2 separate regions of the Homo sapiens genome follow, and region 1 is linked to region 2. Evidence: read pairs that join two places in POLR2A ChIA-PET (ENCODE). Cell type or tissue: MCF 10A. All regions are shown on one strand. Each heading gives the region's core, and the rest is flanking DNA. Links, peaks and the distances in the headings are about the cores only.

What was found. Peaks named below come from ENCODE experiments on the same cell type or tissue, not always from the same donor. Only the 100,000 strongest peaks of a DNase experiment are listed, where the experiment ranks them.
Region 1: POLR2A ChIA-PET joins it to region 2 with 5 read pairs; 12 of 35 experiments call an interaction of 5 or more read pairs at or near these places.

The regions. Positions count from the first base shown.
Region 1 is chr14:89,477,292-89,482,690 of GRCh38, reverse strand. It overlaps a transcript of FOXN3 not described here. Among named protein-coding and RNA genes, the nearest start is that of FOXN3-AS1, 63 kb to the right of the region's middle. In MCF 10A, for the core only: no CTCF peak of the experiment used is centred there; a DNase peak (open chromatin) is centred at 2,660.
Region 2 is chr14:89,423,022-89,428,420 of GRCh38, reverse strand. LOC107984635 (a long non-coding RNA gene) reads right to left here and starts at 67. Exons shown (of 2, transcript XR_001751025.2): 1 at 1-67. It also overlaps a transcript of FOXN3 not described here. RefSeq lists an enhancer at 2,979-3,593. In MCF 10A, for the core only: no CTCF peak of the experiment used is centred there; a DNase peak (open chromatin) is centred at 2,280.

The DNA.
Region 1 (5,399 bases), core at 506-4,505, 54 kb before region 2:
GTGATCCACCCGCCTCAGCCTCCCAAAGTGCTGGGATTATAGGTGTGAGCCACCATGCCCAGCTCCATTCATTTTTTTAGACAGGGTTTTGCTCTGTTGCTCCAGCTGGAGTGCAGTGGCGTGATCATGGCTTACTGCAGCCTTGAACTCCTGGGCTCAAGGGATCCTCCTGTCTGAGCTTCCTGAGTAGCTGGGGCTACAGGCATGCTGTAGTCTTGTTTTTAAAATTTTATGTAGAGTCAGGGTCTTGCTATGTTGTTCAGGCTGGTCTCAAACTTCTGGGCTTAAGCAATCCTCCCCCTTTGGCCTCCCAAAGTGCTGGGATTACAGGTGTGAGCCAATGTGCCCGGCTGCACACACACTCTTCAGTGCTTAAGACTAGAGGTGACAGGCCATTGGTCAGGACTAGTCACATGACCCTGTCTCTCTGGCAGGAGGCCGGGAAGTATGGAGGAGCTCATGGGATACTGTCCCCCACTGCTCAGCAACACTGAGTCACTAGGGGAAAGTATATACTTTTTTTGTGCCTTTGTTTGCTTATTATTAAGTGGTAATTAATTCAGTCCTACATTTTAACACATTTTAAGAAAAGTTCAAATAAAGTGTATGAAAGAACTTTAAAAGGAGTAACAAATTGTAAAATATGTAATATATAATTGTAAGCAAAAAATAAATTTCTTTATTGAGTCTTGAATGGTATGGGCTAGGTGCAGGGTCACACAAGTCCCAGTATGCCTAGGACTGTCCTAGCATACGCCAGTTTACCCCATATAATTACCATACAGTCTTCCCTTTCACACCCAGAAATATCCTGGTTTAGACCGTAAATGATATGATCGCCCTAGCTTGACTCCACTGGTCATCCTTTAAGATTAATGTTAGCTACTGTTTATTGAGACTCTTCTAAGAGTCAGACACTCTTCTCAGCTTTTTGTTGCGTTGCTTCATTTAATCCCCAAAATAAGACTGCTAGGTGTGTATGCATAATCTCTTCATTTTCAGATGAGGCAACAGAGATGCAGAAAGGTTTGAATTATTCAGTCACACAGGTAGCAAGTGGTTGATTTGGTGTGTCGATTTGAACCTGACTATTGGAATCTGTGTTCTTAAGCCCTCCATGGGGCTGCCTCACTCCTCGTTTTTGAGTATTGCACCCTTGACCTCATGGGGCCCCACTTCCCTGACAGTGGCCCTGGAATCTGTTCTCAGACCACATACTGGTAGAAAGTTCCAGCCGTGAGCCAGGAGTCCAGCCCTTTATGACACCAATGAGAAGACGAGCCGGGAAGTCACTACGTCGTTTTCCAGAGCCAGCAACAGCAGGCCTCACTGACGTGCGTGTCTCCTGACTTCCCGTCCGGTCCCCTGCCACCACTCCCTACCCTGATGTTGACAAGTGCAGCTTGTTTTAAAACTGGGCGCTGCATTTTACATGGAAAAGATTTTATTTTGAAATCTAGGGTGGAGTAAAACTCCAGCCAGTGAAGACTTGCCATGTGCTGTGCAGAGAATCCAAACAGGCCCCTTCCCAACCCAAACAGCCAGGAGAAACTGAGTGCAGGGAGTTTATTTACACATTTGTTTATTAAAAAAAAAAAAAAAGCTTAACCACAATCAAAGACCAGTTTATGTGCAGAATATTATCAAATAAAAAGCCATCTACTTAGGAGTCTGTATTGCAATTCCCCTGGTTCCTGGCCTTCCTAATCAGTGTTCAAAACCAAACCCACAAAATCAAAGGGAACAGCAGCTGAAAAATGAACGAAACATGGCACAGTCATCTACTGCATGGCTTGCTTCAAGAAACCCCCCATAAAATTATACATATGGTTTCTAAACGTACAAAGAAAACTAAAGGAATTCCATTATGAAAGAAAAATTAGATGGAAATTTCTAATCCTGTCTCATAAACAATATAGGAATAACTTTAAAATATTCTGCTTTAAGCATGCATTTAATTTGTGTTCTGGGAACCAAATAATGTTGCCAAGATAAAACATTCTAATAATGATTTATGTAAATTTATTTGTACAAAGTAATGGTGTAGTTGCCTATAGCAAATTGCTTGGAATATGAAATGACATTTATGAGGTCTTTTTTTTTTCCCTCTGAATGAATACAATGGAGAAAATGAGAGACTCCGGAAAGGAAAAAAGAAATCCATGTTCAAAATGGAGTCTGATGCTTTGAGACACAGAGCCAGCTGGCCAGGTTATAGGGTGTAAAAGTCAACACACTGAGTTCAGCATGGTTTCCTGTGATGTTCTCAAACCATTTTTTTTTTTTTGAGATAGAGTTTTGCTCTTCTTGCCCAGGCTGGAGTGAAATGGCACGGTCTCGGCTCACTGCAACCTCCGCCTCCCGAGTTGAAGTGATTCTCCTGCTTCAGCCTCCCGAGTAGCTGGGACTACAGGCGCCCGCCACCACGCCTGGCTAATTTTTTTGTATTTTTAGTAGAGATGGGGTTTCACCGTGTTAGCCAGGATGGTCTCGATCTGCTGACCTCATGATCCGCCCGCCTCTTAAGAGGCTAGAATCCTGTATTTTACTGATCATAAAGTGTTCAGACGCCCAAGCTTTTTCACAATAGTCAGTGACAAATACCTTGTTCTTACAGCCCCAGTAGGGTGCTTACAACATGGGATACAAACAGGCCAAATGTAGTTAAAAATTGGGCAATTAATCTCAGTTCCTTGTTACTTAATACCAAGGAAAGGTATGCTTGAGTCATAAATGGAGCCCAAATATTAAAACACAAGACGGAAACTTTCTGAAGGACTGACTCATAGACCTATTAAGAGTTTTCCCATTGGCTGCCCAGTTAGCACCTTTGGTAATGGCTCTAGGTGCTCCCCGGAAACAGTTAATTAAATGGAAATCACCATATATGTATCAGAGAGAGCTTTTGGATCCATGCTTTGGCCTTCTAAATGCCTAGTTGAATTTTCCATAACCTGTCCTATTGGAAAAGTCTGATGTTAACATCTCAGTGGTAGAAGGCATTTAATGTTTTTCAAAAAGTATTTGTGCTATCCCACTTGGTTGTTACAATCATTTCTGTGAGGTAGGTAAGAGTTTGTATTCTAAATACAGAGAAACTAAGGACCACAGAGATCACAGAGAAAGACATCTGCAGAAAGGGAGCACAGCTTCACACCAGCGTTCATCACACCGCCACCACCGACTACAGCTCTGGGATTCTGGAGAGCTTGCTTTATTTAAAACAAGTTGAGAGTTTTGGCTCATCATAAGCCATTTTGGAATTGCACTAACTATCCTGAGAGAAATGGGTTTGTCTAATCCAGAAGAATGACTTTGCAACAGGGTCCTTTGTTGCAGTGGTGCCAAGGCCTGGGGGCTGAAGTTAGGGCTCCCGAGAGAGAGGGTATAAAGGCTGAACAGGCTTTAAAACTGAATGAAAACAACACAGGCTTCCAGGAAAGAGGACTGGCCTGGGTTTTCAGCAGCTCCAGTTGAAGTGTGTGTACCTTAAAAGCTGTAGCTTGTGGCAGGGTGGGTTTTAATGAAGTGGCCCAAGATCTTCAGGCTGAGGCAGTGGATGCCAGGGTGAGGCTGTCAGCCACAGTTTCAGCTCCCAGTCCTTCCTCTTTCAGCTGCATGATTGGGATGGGATTTCTGAGGTGTGCATTCTGAGAATATAATGTAAACTGTCTGAACCTCCATTTCCCCATCTGTAAAATAGGGGTAGGGATATTTGCCTTGTAGAGGTGTTGTGGTAATTTTTTTTTTTTTTTTTTTGAGATGGAGTCTCGCTCTCTCACCCAGGCTGGAGTGCAATGGCTAGATCTTGGCTCACTGCAACCTCCGCCTCCTGGGTTGAAGCGATTCTCGTGCCTCAGCCTCCAGAGTAGCTGGGATTACAGGCGTGCACCACCACGCCTAGCTAATTTTTGTATTTTCAGTAGAGACAGGGTTTCACCATGTTGGCCAGGCTGGTCTCAAACTCCTGACCTCAAGTGATCCGCCTGCCTCGGCCTCCAAAAGTGCTGGGATTATACACGTGAGCCACTGTGCTCAGTCGGTGTTGTGGTAATTAAATAAAATCATTCTCTTAAAGTACTTGGCCCAGTACTTTATTCTGTGGCAGCTCTTAAAATTACTATTATGGTTCTTATTACCCAAGAATGTATGATCCTGACTGATAATTGGAAGTAAGATTAAAATATGTATTTTATTTAAGTGAGAATTAATCTAAAAGATTTCCAAACCAGTTGTTTTTGTGTACTGAAAGATAAGATGAATTTGAGAATTCATTCATTGTTTATTCAACAAACAGCCCTTGTTTGTATTAGTCCATTCTTGCACTGCTATAAAGAAACACCTGAGACTGGGTAATTTATAAGAAAAGAGATTGAATTGGTTCATGGTTCTGCAGGCTGTACAGGAAGCATAGTGGCATCTGCTTCTGAGGAGGCCTCAGGAAGCTTCCAATCATGGCAGAAAGCAAGGTGGGGGCAGGCACGTCACATGGCGAGAATGGGAGAAAGAGGTGAGGGGAGGCGCCACACACTTTCAAACAACTAGACCTTATGTGAACTCAGAGTGAGAACACACTTATCACCAAGGGGATGACCCAAGCCACTCATGAGGGTTCCTCCCCCATGACCCAGACACCTCCACCAGGCCACACCTCCAACATTGGCGATTACATTTCAACATGAGATTTGGGTGGGGACAAATATCCAAACTATATCAGCGTTGAAGGCCTTGTGGAAGCTCTTGGTATAACCTGTGAGGGGTCATCAGGCCAGATCCAGTCTCCTCTCAAGGGATAAAGGACTTTGGTTATTTTTTTTTTCTCCTGTTGTTCTCATCAACATTATCACGATTGCCATAAAAAATTGACTCAATGCCTATTTACACATGGCAAATAGGCATCGTGCCGGCCACTTTAATATACATGGTCTTTGTCTTCCAAGAATTCAGAAATTAAGCTGGTCTAAATCCTTATTTGTTGCTGAAAGCTCTGGGTCTGGCCCAGAGCCTTCAAGTTGGTTCCCTTCAGCCCAGTCATCCTGGCTGGCCGTGGTGTATTCTCAAGATGCAGGCTTGGAAAGTCTTTGCCCCTTGGCTGCTCTGCCCGAGGAAGAAGGCCTTGGCACTCTTTGCAGCTGTGTTCTTGGCTGTTGTGGGTGAGGCCCCAAGGCCGAAAGTGGGAATGCCCTTTTAGTTAGAATTCATTTCCTTCAGAAGCACATAAACTACTTTCTTATCAAGGGTTGAAGTGACTCCTGGGGAGAAAGTGTTGATTTCTTTTTTTTAAGATGGCTTTATAACACCCTAGAAAAGATGTTTCACAGAAATTCTCTGAAGGAAGATAGGAAGATAAGGAAGTGTAAAACATTCTCAAGTGAAAGGAGAAATATGGAATACTCCTC
Region 2 (5,399 bases), core at 660-4,659:
ATGCAGTCACGTCTCACAATTTCTGGACACCTTTTGCCTGCACCTCAACCTCAATATTAAAGGCACAAGATACACTATTTTGGGAAGGAGTGAGGATTTCAAAACAGAAAGGGTTGGTGAACTTGACTAGCCAATGAAAAGAGACTTCAGGTTTGGCTGTTGTAATAAATGGAATAAATTGCTAATCTCCAAAAAAGAACTTTGTGCTGCAGGGAAATATGTTAGTAATCATTTAATCTATATTCTGTTTCTCAGAGAGTTCATCAAATTCAGAGCTCTTACTTTGTTTTAAAAAGACTCTCGTAGAGAGAAGAATCAATTGTTTTCTTTCACACCCCTCTGAAAAAGTAAAACGAGAGAAGTTATTTCTTGGCGTGGATAAGACTTTGGCAGACTTAGCCACCGAAACCCATGAGACTATGGTACTTGGTGTACTCACTAAAGAGAGGAAAACAATAAAATCTCTTAAAAACTTTGGAGGAGGAAAATGTTGATGAGGCTACTTTTCTCTGACTGATCTGTAGAGTTAATAGATGCCAGCTTGAGAGAGGGATAAAAAGGAGACTTTTTTTTTTTCCTGTTAAGTGATCAATATTTTTTATTACCACTGTGCCATGTGCTATGAGCAGAAGAGAAAACAGAGTCCCTTGCCCCTCAAGGCACTTACACTCTGTTGGTGACGTTCAGTATCTAGTTGATTTATTTTTTTATTACAAAGATACACCATACTTTGTTGATTATGACATAGAAGTTGAACTTTGAGTTTTTGCAAGTAGTGCCTTTTCATTCAGTTAAAAAGTCCTGGCCGGGCACGGTGGCTCACTCCTGTAATCCCAGCACTTTGGAAGGCCGAGGCAGGTGGATCACGAGGTCTAGGAGCTGGAGACCAGCCTGGCCAAGATGGTGAAACCCCATCTCTACTAAGAATACAAAAAAAAAAAAAAAAAATCAGCCGGGCGCAGTGGTGGAGGCCTGTAATCCCACCTACTTGGGATGCTGAGGCAGGAGAATCGCTTGAACCCAGGAGGCGGAGGTTGCAGTGAGCCAAGATCGCACCACTGCACTCTAGTCTGGGCAACAGAGCAAGACTCCATCTCAAAAAAAAAAAAAAAAAAAAAAGTCCCCTTTTCCTTCCTCCTCTTGTGCTTTTTTTCTTCTTTTTCTTTTTCTTCTCTTTTCTTTTTTTTTTTTTGAGACAGAGGCTCACTCTGTCGACCAGGCTGGAGTGCAGTGGCACGATATCAGCTCACTGCAACCTCCACCTCCCTGGTTCGAGCATTTCTCCTGCCTCAGCCTCCCAAGTAACTGGGAGTACAGAAACCCACCACTGCGCCCGGCTAATTTTTGTATTTTTAGTAACAGAGTTTCACCATGTTGGCCAGGCTGGTCTCGAACTCCTGACCTCAAGTGATCCACCCGCCTCGGTTTCTCAAAGTGCTGGGATTCCAGGCGTGAGCCACCGCGCCCGGCCCTCCTCTTCTATTTCTCGGTCACAATTTTGTCTCCCTTGTACCCCACGGGTCCTGTCCTTCATGTCCTAGGCCCCTGAGAGGTTCTCTAAGAAGCCAGGTGTTCTGAAGCTTTCCCAAACTCACTGTGTGGGTTCAATTCCCAGCCCCATCATTTACCGGCTGTGTGTTATGAGCAAGTGGCCAAACCTCTCTGTGCCTCAGAATCTCAGTTGATAAAATGGGGATAATAATAGTACCTACTTCACATGATTAATGTGAGGCTGAAATGAGTGAATATTTTCGGAGCTTTAGAACACTGTCTGGCATCCAGTTAAGTGCTATTTCGGTGTTTGTTAAATGCAGTCAGTCCTCATCATTGGTAGTTTTTGTATTTGCGAATTCACCCTCTTGCTAAAATTTACCTGTAATCTCAAAATCAGTACTCCTGCCCGGGCATGGTGGCTCAGGCCTTCCCAGCACTTTGGGAGGCCGAGGCGGGTGGGTCACCTGAGGTCAGGAGTTCTAGACCAGCCTGGCCAACATGGTGAAACCCTGTCTCTACTAAAAATACAAAAAATTAGCTGGGCGTGATGGTGGGCGCCTGTAATCCCAGCTACTCAGGAGGCTGAGGCAGGGATAATCACTTGAACCTGGGAGGCAGAGATTGCAATGAGCTGAGGTCATGCCACTGCGCTCCACCCTGGGTGACAAGAGCAAGACCCTGTCTCAAAAAAAAAAAAAAAAAAAAAAAAAATCAGTACTCCTGGTGCTTTTGTGGTCACTCATGGACACGTACAAATGAGTCATTCAGTGTGCACGTTCCCAGCTGAGGGTGAACAAAGTGATGTTCTGCCCGCTTGTTTTGGCTTTCCAAGTGTCCTTTTTGTGGTCTGTTTAGTACCACATTTTTTGCATTTTTGTTCATTTTGCTGTTTGAAACGGAGCCCAAGCACTGCTGAAATGCTATCTAGTGTTTCTAAGTACAGGAAGGCTGTGGTATGCCTTATGGATAAAATGTGTATTAGATAAGCGTCATTCTGGCACAGTTCGTTGTGAATGAACAACAATATATATTCAAAAAGCTTCTTAAATGGAAACACAGATAAAATAAATATCAACAAAATTATGATGTGATAATATATCAGTAAAATTAAGTTTTCATTGGTTGATGAAAGGGTTGTGAGTGGAGGCTCACAGGAACCTAACCCCATATTTCCCCTAGGAGCAATGATTCAGGATTTGTTAATTCAGTGTTTGTGACACTTTATAGAACACAACTACTATGAATAAAAATAATCAGCTATAGGCTGGGCGCGGTGGCTCATGCCTATAATCCCAGCACTTTGGGAGGCCAAGGTGGGTAGAACACCTGAGGTCAGGAGTTCGAGACCAGCGTGGCCAACATGCTCAACCCCGTGTCTATTAAAAAAAAAAATTAGCCGGGCATGGTGGCACAAGCCTGTAATCCCAGCTACTCAGGTGGCTGAGGCAGGAGAATCACTTGAACCCAGGAGGCAGAGGTCGCGGTGAGCCGAGATTGAGCCATTGCACTCCAGCCTGGGCAACAGAGCAGGACTCTGTCTCAAAAACAAAACAAAACAGGCCAGGCGCAGTGGCTCATGCCTGTAATCCCAGCACTTTGGGAGGCCAAGGTGGGTGGATCACGAGGTCAGGAGTTCAAGACCAGCCTGGCCAACATGGTGAAACCCCGTCTCTACTGAAAATACAAACAATAGCTGGGTATGATGGCATGTGCCTGTAATCCCAGCTACTTGGGAGGCTGAGGTGGGAGAATTGCTTGAACCAGGACCCGGGAGGCAGAGGTAGCAGTGGGCCAAGATCGTGCCACTGCATTCCAGCCTGGGCTGCAGAGTGACACTCTGTCTCAAAAAAAAAAAAAAAAAAAAGAAAAGAAAACAAAACAAAACACAACAAAAAAAAGTCAGCTGTACATAAAATGAGTTCAAGAACTGAGAGAGGTGATCTCCTCTTGTATCAGATAAGCATCACGAATATCCCTGGGGCAGGAGAAGCATTAGTAGCTCTGGTCATGTGGGGTAACTCAGCTGGGCACAGATTTTCTATCAGATCTGAAAAATAAAAATAACTTGTAACCACATTTAGTGGCATGATCACGGCTTACTGTAGCTTCAACCTCCAGGGCTCAAGTGAACCTCCTACCTTAGCCTCCTGAGTAGCTGGGACTATAGGCACGTGCCACCATGCCTGGCTAATTTTTCTATTTTTTTTTTTTTTGTAGAGTCATAGATCTCCCTATGTTGTCAGGCTGGTCTTGAACTTCTAGGCTCAAGCAATCCCCAGCCTCGACCTCCCAAAATGTTAAGATTATAGGTGTGAGCCACCGCACCTGCCTTCCCCCACAAATTCTTAATTCAAGAGTATTTTGAACTCTTGAATCTTGGAACCTGCGTAAGAGTTTGTAGAGAAAGTTTGATATTCAAAACCTATAAACCAAAAGACTTCCCACGGCCAGACAATAGACCTCATAACACAGGATATAATGTTTGTTGTACTTAGCAATTCTCCTGTTTGCTCAGAGCACCAGGCTTTTCAGAAGGGGATCGTTTTGTCCCTCCTGATTGAAAAGATCACAGAATGCTTTAATTTTGTGAAGCGCTTTGCCAACATATTCATTTTCCCCTAAACTCTTACTTTATGAAATCTTTGCAAATTGTTTCACACGTACAGTCTCTGAGAATGTGAAAATGATTCAGAAAAGGGAAAGCCTCACTTAAAACTACTGGAAAATGCAAATGAAAGGGAACAAAGGGAACATGGCCCCACTGTGCCCCACAGAATGTAATAATATGCCTCTGGCCTCTTATTTCAGCAATTTCCAAGTTTTTGTGATTTTAAACAACGTCCCAGCAAAATCCTCCTAAATACATTGTTGCTTCCTTCAGTTAATTTATTCAATACATATTTATTGAGTGTCTTCTGCCAGGCATAAATGCCAGGTGTGCACTGCTGAATCTAATAGGCTGGAGTCCTGCTTTCCTGGGGTTTATTGCCTCTTCCCAGTAGTCAGTCTGGTGGGGAAGTTAACTCTCTTATAGGATCTCCCAAGGATAAATTCCTAGAAGTTGGAAATTTAGGATCAGTGGCTGTCCGTGCTCACTGAAATTTTAATTTGTTTTGCGACTGTCCTCTTGAAAAGTTATACCACTTCCCACCAGTGCCTTCAACCAACATTGGCATGGTTAGTTCTTTTAAGTCTCTGCCATTCTGATAGATGAAATGAGATATCACAATTGCTTTAATTTGCATTTCTTTGATTTTTACAGTTTTGAGCGTCTTTTCATGGGGATAGTCTCATTTTTGTTTCTCTTTTTGTGAATTTGCCCCTTTTCTTATTAGAGTGATAATTTTTTTCTCATTGAGTTGTAAGATTTATAAATTTAAAATATTAACCCTGTTTTCATCTGCATGTCCAATATTTCATTTGTTTTTAAATTTTATTTATGACCCCTGATTTTACACACAATTCTAAATTGGTATGCAGTCTAATATGTCAAGATTTTCATTTTGATTTGTTGGCTTAATAAAAATAGTGTTCACTAAGTGCCAGAGCCCTGTTTTATGTTCCTTACAAAGATTAATTTATTTAATCTTCACAACAGTCCTATGAAGTGAAAACTAGGTAGATAGAAAGAAGTTAAGAACCTTGACTGAGGTTAACCTGCTAGTAAGTGGTAAGATCAGAGTACGAACCTAGTCTGTGTCTAACCACTGCGCCTCCCCACTACTGGTCTTGGTATTAGACTCTGTGTGTGTGTTTGCTTATTTGTGGTTGCTTTATAAATGCTCATAGACCTACTCCTCCCTGAGGGCAGGTGCCGTGTCTTCTGTTTCTCCTGGCCTCTTCCCAGTCCCCTCCACTCTTCACTGGGTATAGAGGAGCTAGATGCTTACTTGTTGACGGAATTA